Regions from separate parts of the Homo sapiens genome. Here all the other regions are linked to region 3. The links are chromatin loops, found by intact Hi-C in ENCODE. Cell type or tissue: K562. All regions are shown on one strand.

Evidence for each region. Peaks named below come from ENCODE experiments on the same cell type or tissue, not always from the same donor. Only the 100,000 strongest peaks of a DNase experiment are listed, where the experiment ranks them.
Region 1: it touches region 3 in a loop (4-fold over the local background); 7 of 110 quality-filtered maps call a loop at or near these places.
Region 2: it touches region 3 in a loop (6-fold over the local background); 3 of 110 quality-filtered maps call a loop at or near these places.

Annotation. Positions count from the first base shown.
Region 1 is chr9:101,528,884-101,531,383 of GRCh38, reverse strand. It overlaps a transcript of PGAP4 not described here. Among named protein-coding and RNA genes, the nearest start is that of RNF20, 3.7 kb to the left of the region's middle. In K562, a CTCF peak has its summit at 1,086 (motif pointing right); a DNase peak (open chromatin) is centred at 1,083.
Region 2 is chr9:101,457,662-101,460,161 of GRCh38, reverse strand. It overlaps LOC105376184 (a long non-coding RNA gene), which reads right to left. Exons shown (of 4, transcript XR_001746862.2): 4 at 1,073-1,221. Among named protein-coding and RNA genes, the nearest start is that of TMEM246-AS1, 9.5 kb to the left of the region's middle. In K562, a CTCF peak has its summit at 958 (motif pointing left); a DNase peak (open chromatin) is centred at 961.
Region 3 is chr9:100,713,552-100,716,051 of GRCh38, reverse strand. No RefSeq gene overlaps it. Among named protein-coding and RNA genes, the nearest start is that of CAVIN4, 140 kb to the right of the region's middle. In K562, a CTCF peak has its summit at 1,250 (motif pointing left); a DNase peak (open chromatin) is centred at 1,221.

The DNA of each region.
Region 1 (2,500 bases), 820 kb before region 3:
GAGCAGACTTTTCTAGTACCTTTCAATTCTCACCATGTAGGTAACCATATTCTCTAGCAACTGGGATATATGTCTTTCTCAAAAGTTCCAGTTATCTAACACCTTCACAGGTGTCACAGCTCTCCAGAAAATAAAATCAACTCTGTGTGTGTGTGTGTGTGTGTGTGTGTGTGTGTGTGTGTGTGTGTAGAAAGAGATTTGAGAAAGAGAGAGAGGGACATTATAAGGAATTGGTTCACAGGATTGTGGTGGCTGGATAAACCAAAATCTACAAGGCAGGTTTGCAACCTGGAGCCCCAGGAAAGATTTGCAGTTTAAGTCTAAAGGCAGTCTGCTGGCAGAATTCATTCTTGCTCAGGGGAGGTTAGTCTTTGTTCTATTAAGGCTCTCAACTGATTGGATGAGGCCTACCTACATTTTGGAGGGTAATCTGCTTTAGTCTACCAATTTAAATATTAATCTCATCCAAAAAAACAAACAAACAAACAAACAAACAAAAACACCTTCACAGAATCATCCAGAATAATGTTTCACCAACTATTTGGGCACAGTGGCCCAGCGAAATTGACACATAAAATTAACCATCATAGTAGGTAACCATATTCTGCAGCTACTGGTGAGATCTGTCTTTTCTGAGCACCTCAGTCAGCCATCTGACATCTTCAAAGTAGCCTGTCTCACTCTAGCGAATTGGGAAAATAGAATAGATGAAGAGGAGGATGGCAGAGATCTCTCTCATTGAATGCATTCCCCATTCATTTCTGACCAGCCACCTTCTGTTCACCATCTTAATCAAGAGAAAAAGGAATATCCCTGGAAAAATAAGTTTTTCCCTCACTTATAAATGGGAAAACAGCATTAGCAATGATAAAAAGAATACTTAATATTTTATTTCACTTTTAAAGTCTCATTGCTTGTATCAAAAACATAATTTAAGCAAATAGTAATCTTTTTTAAAAGGAGAAAACAGACTCAGATTTTAAGTGATTTTTTTTTTCAAATGATGACTTAATGAGTATTTGTTGAAGGACCCAAGTCATTCGACCTCCAGCCGGTCTTCATTAACTACCCAATTCTGCCACAAGGTGGCATAAGGCGACACGCCTCTTTACCCAGTTCCCTTTCTAAAGCTTTGGTTGCACAGTACTGCGCATCAGTCATGTCCTGTCTTCACCCTAACTCTTAGAAACTTGGACAACTACTGAGGGTAGGCTTAATGCTCTCAAAATGGACAAAATTAAGATATTTTGGATTTTTGTTTATTGTTTTTTTCTACACTGCTTTACAAATGTTTTGTTCTAAGATTGTTATATCTCCAGGCATTCCAATATTCCATGAAATCTGGATTGGATTGTATGCCAGACATAATTCAGGAACTCCCTTATTTTAAACAAGTTGTATTTTACTTAGCATGGTATCACTCGTTAAACAGAAACATTTAGATACCATAGCCCTTGCTCTAGACTTGCTGAATCAGAATTTCCGGGGGAAAGCTCTCTGAAAATGCAAGTTCTTACTTTTGTAATTATGCTTCCTATCTGGGCACATTTAAGGAACACTGCTCTAGGTAATGATGTCCAGGTCCACCTGGGAGTGTCCTACAAAAACGAGCCCCCTCCTCTTGTCCTCACCTTTCCCTTCTCCTACCATTCACCCTCGCCACACCTTTCTCCTTCATTTCCATACCCCTGCCTCCTTCTCCCCAGATCACCTGGCCCACTATACTACATCATACTCAGCCCTCTTACTTTGTAATTTCTGGGGACCAGGGAGGTGGCTTACTCAGGGGAGCTAGAGCCAGGTCTGCCTTTTTTAAAGAGTGAGGACAAGGTGTCCTAACAGTCTATGGAAACGTGAGAGCTAATTGGTAGTCACAAATTGTCAGAGGAGCCCCATTTAGTTTAATGCTCTCTTAAAAAGCTGAGAGAAGGCCGGGCGCGGTGGCTTATGCCTGTAATCCCAGCACTTTGGGAGGCCAAGGCGGGCGGATCACCTGATGTCAGGAGTTCAAGACCAGCCTGGCCAACATGGTGAAACCCTGTCCCTACTAAAAATACAAAATTAGCTGGGCATGGTGGTGGTCGCCTGTAATTCCAGCTACTCGGGAGGCTGAGGCAGGAGAATCACTTGAACCCAGGAGGCAAAGGTTGCAGTGAGCCGAGATCACACCATTGCACTCCAGCCTGGGCAAAAAGAGTGAAACTCCATTTCAAGAAAAAAAAAAAAAAAAGCCGAGAGACACCATGCAGCTATAAAAAAAGAATGACATCATGTCATTTGCAGGGACATGGATGCAGCTGAAGGCCATTATCCTTAGCAAACTAACACAGGAACAGACAACCGCACGTACTCACTTATAAGTAGGAGCTAAGTGATGAGAACACATGGACACAGAGAGAGAGAGAGAGGAGCAACACAAACCAGGGCCTAGTGAAGGGTGGGAGGAGGGAGAGGATCAGGAAAAACAACTAACGAGAACTAGGCTTAATATCTGGATGAT
Region 2 (2,500 bases), 740 kb before region 3:
CCTGGGCGACAGAGCGAGACTCCGTCTAAAAAAAAAAAAAAAAGAAACTATCCTAAGCTTACTTCTTTAAGAGTGTGCAAATGGGAGCATTTATAGGTGATACAAAGAGATAAAAAAGAAGAGCATCGATCTATCAGAGAAATATCTTCCCATGAAATACAGTTGCTACAACAAATAAGAGAAATTTTAGAAAATTCCAAATCAAGTTTTTGCCAGATTCAAGAGGACTCTGAGCCAGGTGTGTGTGGCTCATGCTTGTAATCCCAATGCTTTGGGAGGCTGAAGTGGGAGGATCACTTGAGCCCAGGAGTAAGAGGCTGCATTGAGCCATGATGATCACACCACTGCACTGGGTGACAGAGCAAGACCCTGTCTAAAAAAACAAACAAAAAAAACTTCAAGAGGACCTTGAAACTTCAAATCGAGAGCACATAGTCATGAAACATTAATGAAAAAAAAAAAATCTAGAACCATCTGTTGGTTGTAGTGAATTTGATAAGCCTGTCTGGATCAAATTTCTTAATCCTATCCTGCCACCTCCTTTCAATACCTTGAAAAACGCCACCGTTTAGAGTATGTGCACAAGTGACAAGTTATGGTCCCGAATCATGATCTCATCCATCCTTGTGAGCTAGGTTGGACTGAATGTCTTGAGCCCAAATGAGTCCTCTTCCTGCCCATGGGGCTTCCTTCACTCTGGTTCTTCCTTAGTCTTCTAAGTGGAGGGAGCAACATTTTTAACTGGGAGGGATAACCCAATGTCTTTCCATAGAACCAGCTTCACGGGAGCAAAGGAAGACGCCATTCAATAGAAAATACCTAACAAGAAAGAACTCCAAGATCAAGTGGCATTGGAGCATTTATCCTAACACAGTTCAACTTATCTATCTACATACACCCTTCTCACTGGAAGTACTGATTCCATTCAGATATCAAAGGAGAAAGCCTTGAGCTCCCCCTAGAGAACAAAGCATGTAGCCAGTATTTCCTGATCTTAGCTCTCTGTAGGCTTCACAAGTCTTGCCTCCCCTTCTCTGAAAGAGGCACTGGCGCCTCTTACTGCCTTGGGCACACGTCTTTACAGTACTTACCGCATTGTGCTATTTGTTGCAGCTCCTCATTCCCTTTCACATGTGAGCCTCTTGACGGCAATCAGACTGTCATTAGGTTTTCTCTTCTATCCCTTAAAATGGTGTCTGGTGCAAAGCGGGCCCTCAGCAACTATGTTTGTTAGGGAAATAAAGCATTCAGGAGAAACAAAAAATATTAACATTCCTGGAATGTTAATATTTTGTCTTTCAGTGCTCAGTTATTTCTCCTGCTTTCTTTTCTACTTCTTTACTCCACCACATATTATAACTAGCAACTTACATAGCCCTTGTTCATGCAATATGACACTGAATCCTACAATTCTATGGGAATAGAATTTCCCTTTTACTCTTACTAGAAAAGAAAATGGACATTCAAACAGGTGAAGTGAGCTGCTTAAGGTCACATAGCCAGGAAGTATTAGAACAAAGAAACAAAGCCAGGTTTTTCTGACCAGATTTCATGATCAACTAGGTGACTTTACTGTGTTCCTTTGGATTTTTACCAGCTTTAGCCTTAGTTTGTCTGCAACCGCCACACATGCACACTGCATACACAGTATACACACATGCACACTGCACATAAATTAGCAAAATGAAGATAACTTCTTCTGGCTCTCCCTTCTTTCTGCTTTATAACATGATCACTGATTGTAAAGCATTCAAACAATATACTCATTCTCAAGCTTGATTGCACATTGAATCATCTGGGTAATTTAAAAAATTACTAGAACCTGGGTTCACTTCCAGTAGTTCTGACTTAATTTGTCTAGAGTGGGCTGAGCATTCAGATTTTTCATAGGTTGTTAATGTACTAAGTTGAGAACCACTGCAATACAGAAAACTGTAAATAATTTTTTAAAAATCTGTAATTCCTTGGCCAGGCGCAGTGGCTCATGCCTGTAATTGCAGCAATTTAGGAGGCCAAGGCGGGCAGATCACTTGAGGTCAGGAATTTGAGACCAGCCCAGCCAACATCGTGAAACCCTGTCTCTACTAAAACATACAAAAATTAGCCGGGCGTGGTAGTGCGCGCCTGTAATCCCAGCTACTCAGGAGGCTGAGGCAGGAGAATTGCTTGAACCTGGGAGACGGAGGTTGCAGTGAGCCGAGATCATGCCACTGCATTCCAGCCTGGGCGATAGAGCAAGACTCAGTCTCAAAAAAAATTCTGTAATTCCACCACTCTGAGATGATCACCATAGTTAATATTTTGGTGAATTTATCTTCTCTTTACATTGAAGCATACATCCAGTGTTACAAAAAAGGGATAACATGCAAGTTGTTTTGTAACTTAGTTTCTTTACCTGCACCCTTTTCCTCACCTGTATGTGTGTGTATGTCTGTATGTCTGTAGTGTGTATTCATATATACATTTTAATGGCTTTGTAGTATTTCACGGTATAAAGGTA
Region 3 (2,500 bases):
GGATGTGGAGGCATGCGCCTCTAATCTCAGCTACTCAGGAGGCTGAGGCAGGAGAATCACTTGAACCTGGGAGGCAGAGGTTGCAGTGAGCCAAGATCACACCACTGCACTCCAGCCTGGGCGACAGAGCAAAACTCCATCTCAAAAAAAAAAAAAAGGAAGAGGCATACCTTCACACACACACACATGCACACACACACACACACACATTCTCTCTCTCTCACACACACACACACACACACTTGCACATAAACCACCACAGGTTTGGCACCTCCAGAGCTGGAGAGCATCCACAGAAATAACCAGCAGAAGCAACAGCCACCTTACAGAGCAGAGGGGACCGTGGCCAGTGGGAGTAACTGACCCCTGTATATGGGCACCTGAGATCAGGAGAAAGGGAATAAAACCATGCACACCATGTGGAAACTGGTCGTACTTCTTCGTCATACACATGACATGCTCTGCACTGCTGCTGCCTTTGAGAACTATCAGAAAAACATAGAGAGGACTTTGCAGGGGTTCATGACAGCAAGTGGGAGCAGAGCCAGATAAATCAGAATAAAAACTTAAATAATGCGATCTCATAGTGTTGTTGTAAGAAATCAAGCACAAATAGAGCAACTGGGATATACCACCCCCAGCTCCATCTATCAATGTTTGGCCCAGCCTGCATTTGCATTTACTTTATCATCTTGTGTTAATTTGTCATCATTATCACTTACCCATATTCATTTCTTGAAAGCAACCTATTTCGGGAATGATGGTTTCTTACCACAAATGAGGCTGCTTTAATGACTTCAGTGAGTGGCAATCTAATGGGATCACTGCGGCTGCGAGCCTGAGCACAGACAAGCTCGGCAGCAGCCTCCTTTGTGCAGCAGCGCTCTGTAATTGGGTCTAATGGAGGAGTTGAAGGTTTTCTCTTTCTGCCTTCCTAATGATATTAACGTCTTCATGAGGTTAATGAAACTGCTAACCCCGGGCCAACGTGAATCGCTTCCTGTATAATATAAAAACTTTCTATTTGGAGTCTTAACGCAAGCACTAAGGATTACTATTGTTGTGATAGCTGTGTCTGTTATTGTGTATAACAGGTTTTTCCTTCTTTTCTATTCCAAGAGCCAGAATCAGAGACTACCAAGGACCTGATCGAATTCAGATTCCAGACAGTGGTGGAGGATCCCAGAGGCAGTTGGTTAAGGAGATCCTCCTGGTTGGGTCAGATCCTTTATGGTCTCTACTGCCCCCTGCTGGCCTAGGGAAGGAGGAGCGGCTCTCCAGCAACCCTTGGGAGATGGAAAGTACCAGAAGACAAAATATGAAGAAATATTCTTTATTATCACTGACTATATGCTTTTCTGTTTAATACTTACAAATTCCTATAGGGTAGGTCTTGCTACTGTCATTTCATGTATGAAGAAACCTATCCTCTAGTGGTAAGCCAACGTACCTAGAGTTGCTAGGGTGTGGGAGCGTCAGATCCAGGACAAAGTACAAGTCGGTCTGGTTTGCCACTGTTGTTTGAAGACATGGTACGGTGAAAAATGCATGTACTTTAACACCAGAGCAACTTGTGTTTTCACCTTAATTCCCTAATGTAAGAGCTATACAATGATAAAACAAGTTACTTAAAAGAGCTAAGCTCCGTTTCATCTACAAAACATGAATTATCATATCTATCTTGAAGGACTGTTGTGGGGGTTAATAACAAGGAAGGCAAAGCACAGGGCCTAGAATACAGTGGCTGCACAGTAGATGGAGGGTGGTATTGGGGCCAGAGACAGAGGGTGGAAAAGGGTAGGCCTTCCTGTGGATCTAGTGGCTCAATGGTTGCTTTATTCAGGTCCCCAGGAGGTTTTAACTCAAAGTCTGGGCTCAAAAAATATACTAGAATGCTCAGCTAATGATGCCAGCACATCTGAATAGCTCTTTATCACTTATAAACCAATTTTGTGTATATTTTATTTGATCTTCACAAATATGTACCTGTAGATGCATAAATATGCCACAGTTAGTTGAGGAAACACACAATATGCCCAGTATTATACTAAGCACATAAAATAATGGCTGGATTTCATCTTCATAACAACCCTATAAGTATTATTATTTTCTCCATTGTCTAGATGAGGAAACTGAGCCTCAGAAAGATTAAGGAAATTTCCCAGAGTCACACTGTATTAAGTTGCAGAGCTAAGACTTGAACACTGGCCCATATGACTACAGAAATCATTTCTCTCAACCATTGGGCTACACTGCCTTTTTCTGAAGAAGGGAGACAAGTATTACATTTTCACTATATAGACAAGGATATTCTGACTCGTGTAATAGTGATATGGTTTGGCTCTGTGTCCCCACCCAAATCTCATCTTGTAGCTCCCATAATTCCCACTTGTTGTGGGAAGGACCCAGTGGGAGATGATTGAATCATGGGGGTAGGTCTTTTCAATGCTGTTCTCGTGAGAGTGAGTGGGTCTCACGAGTTCTGATGGTTTTTAAAATG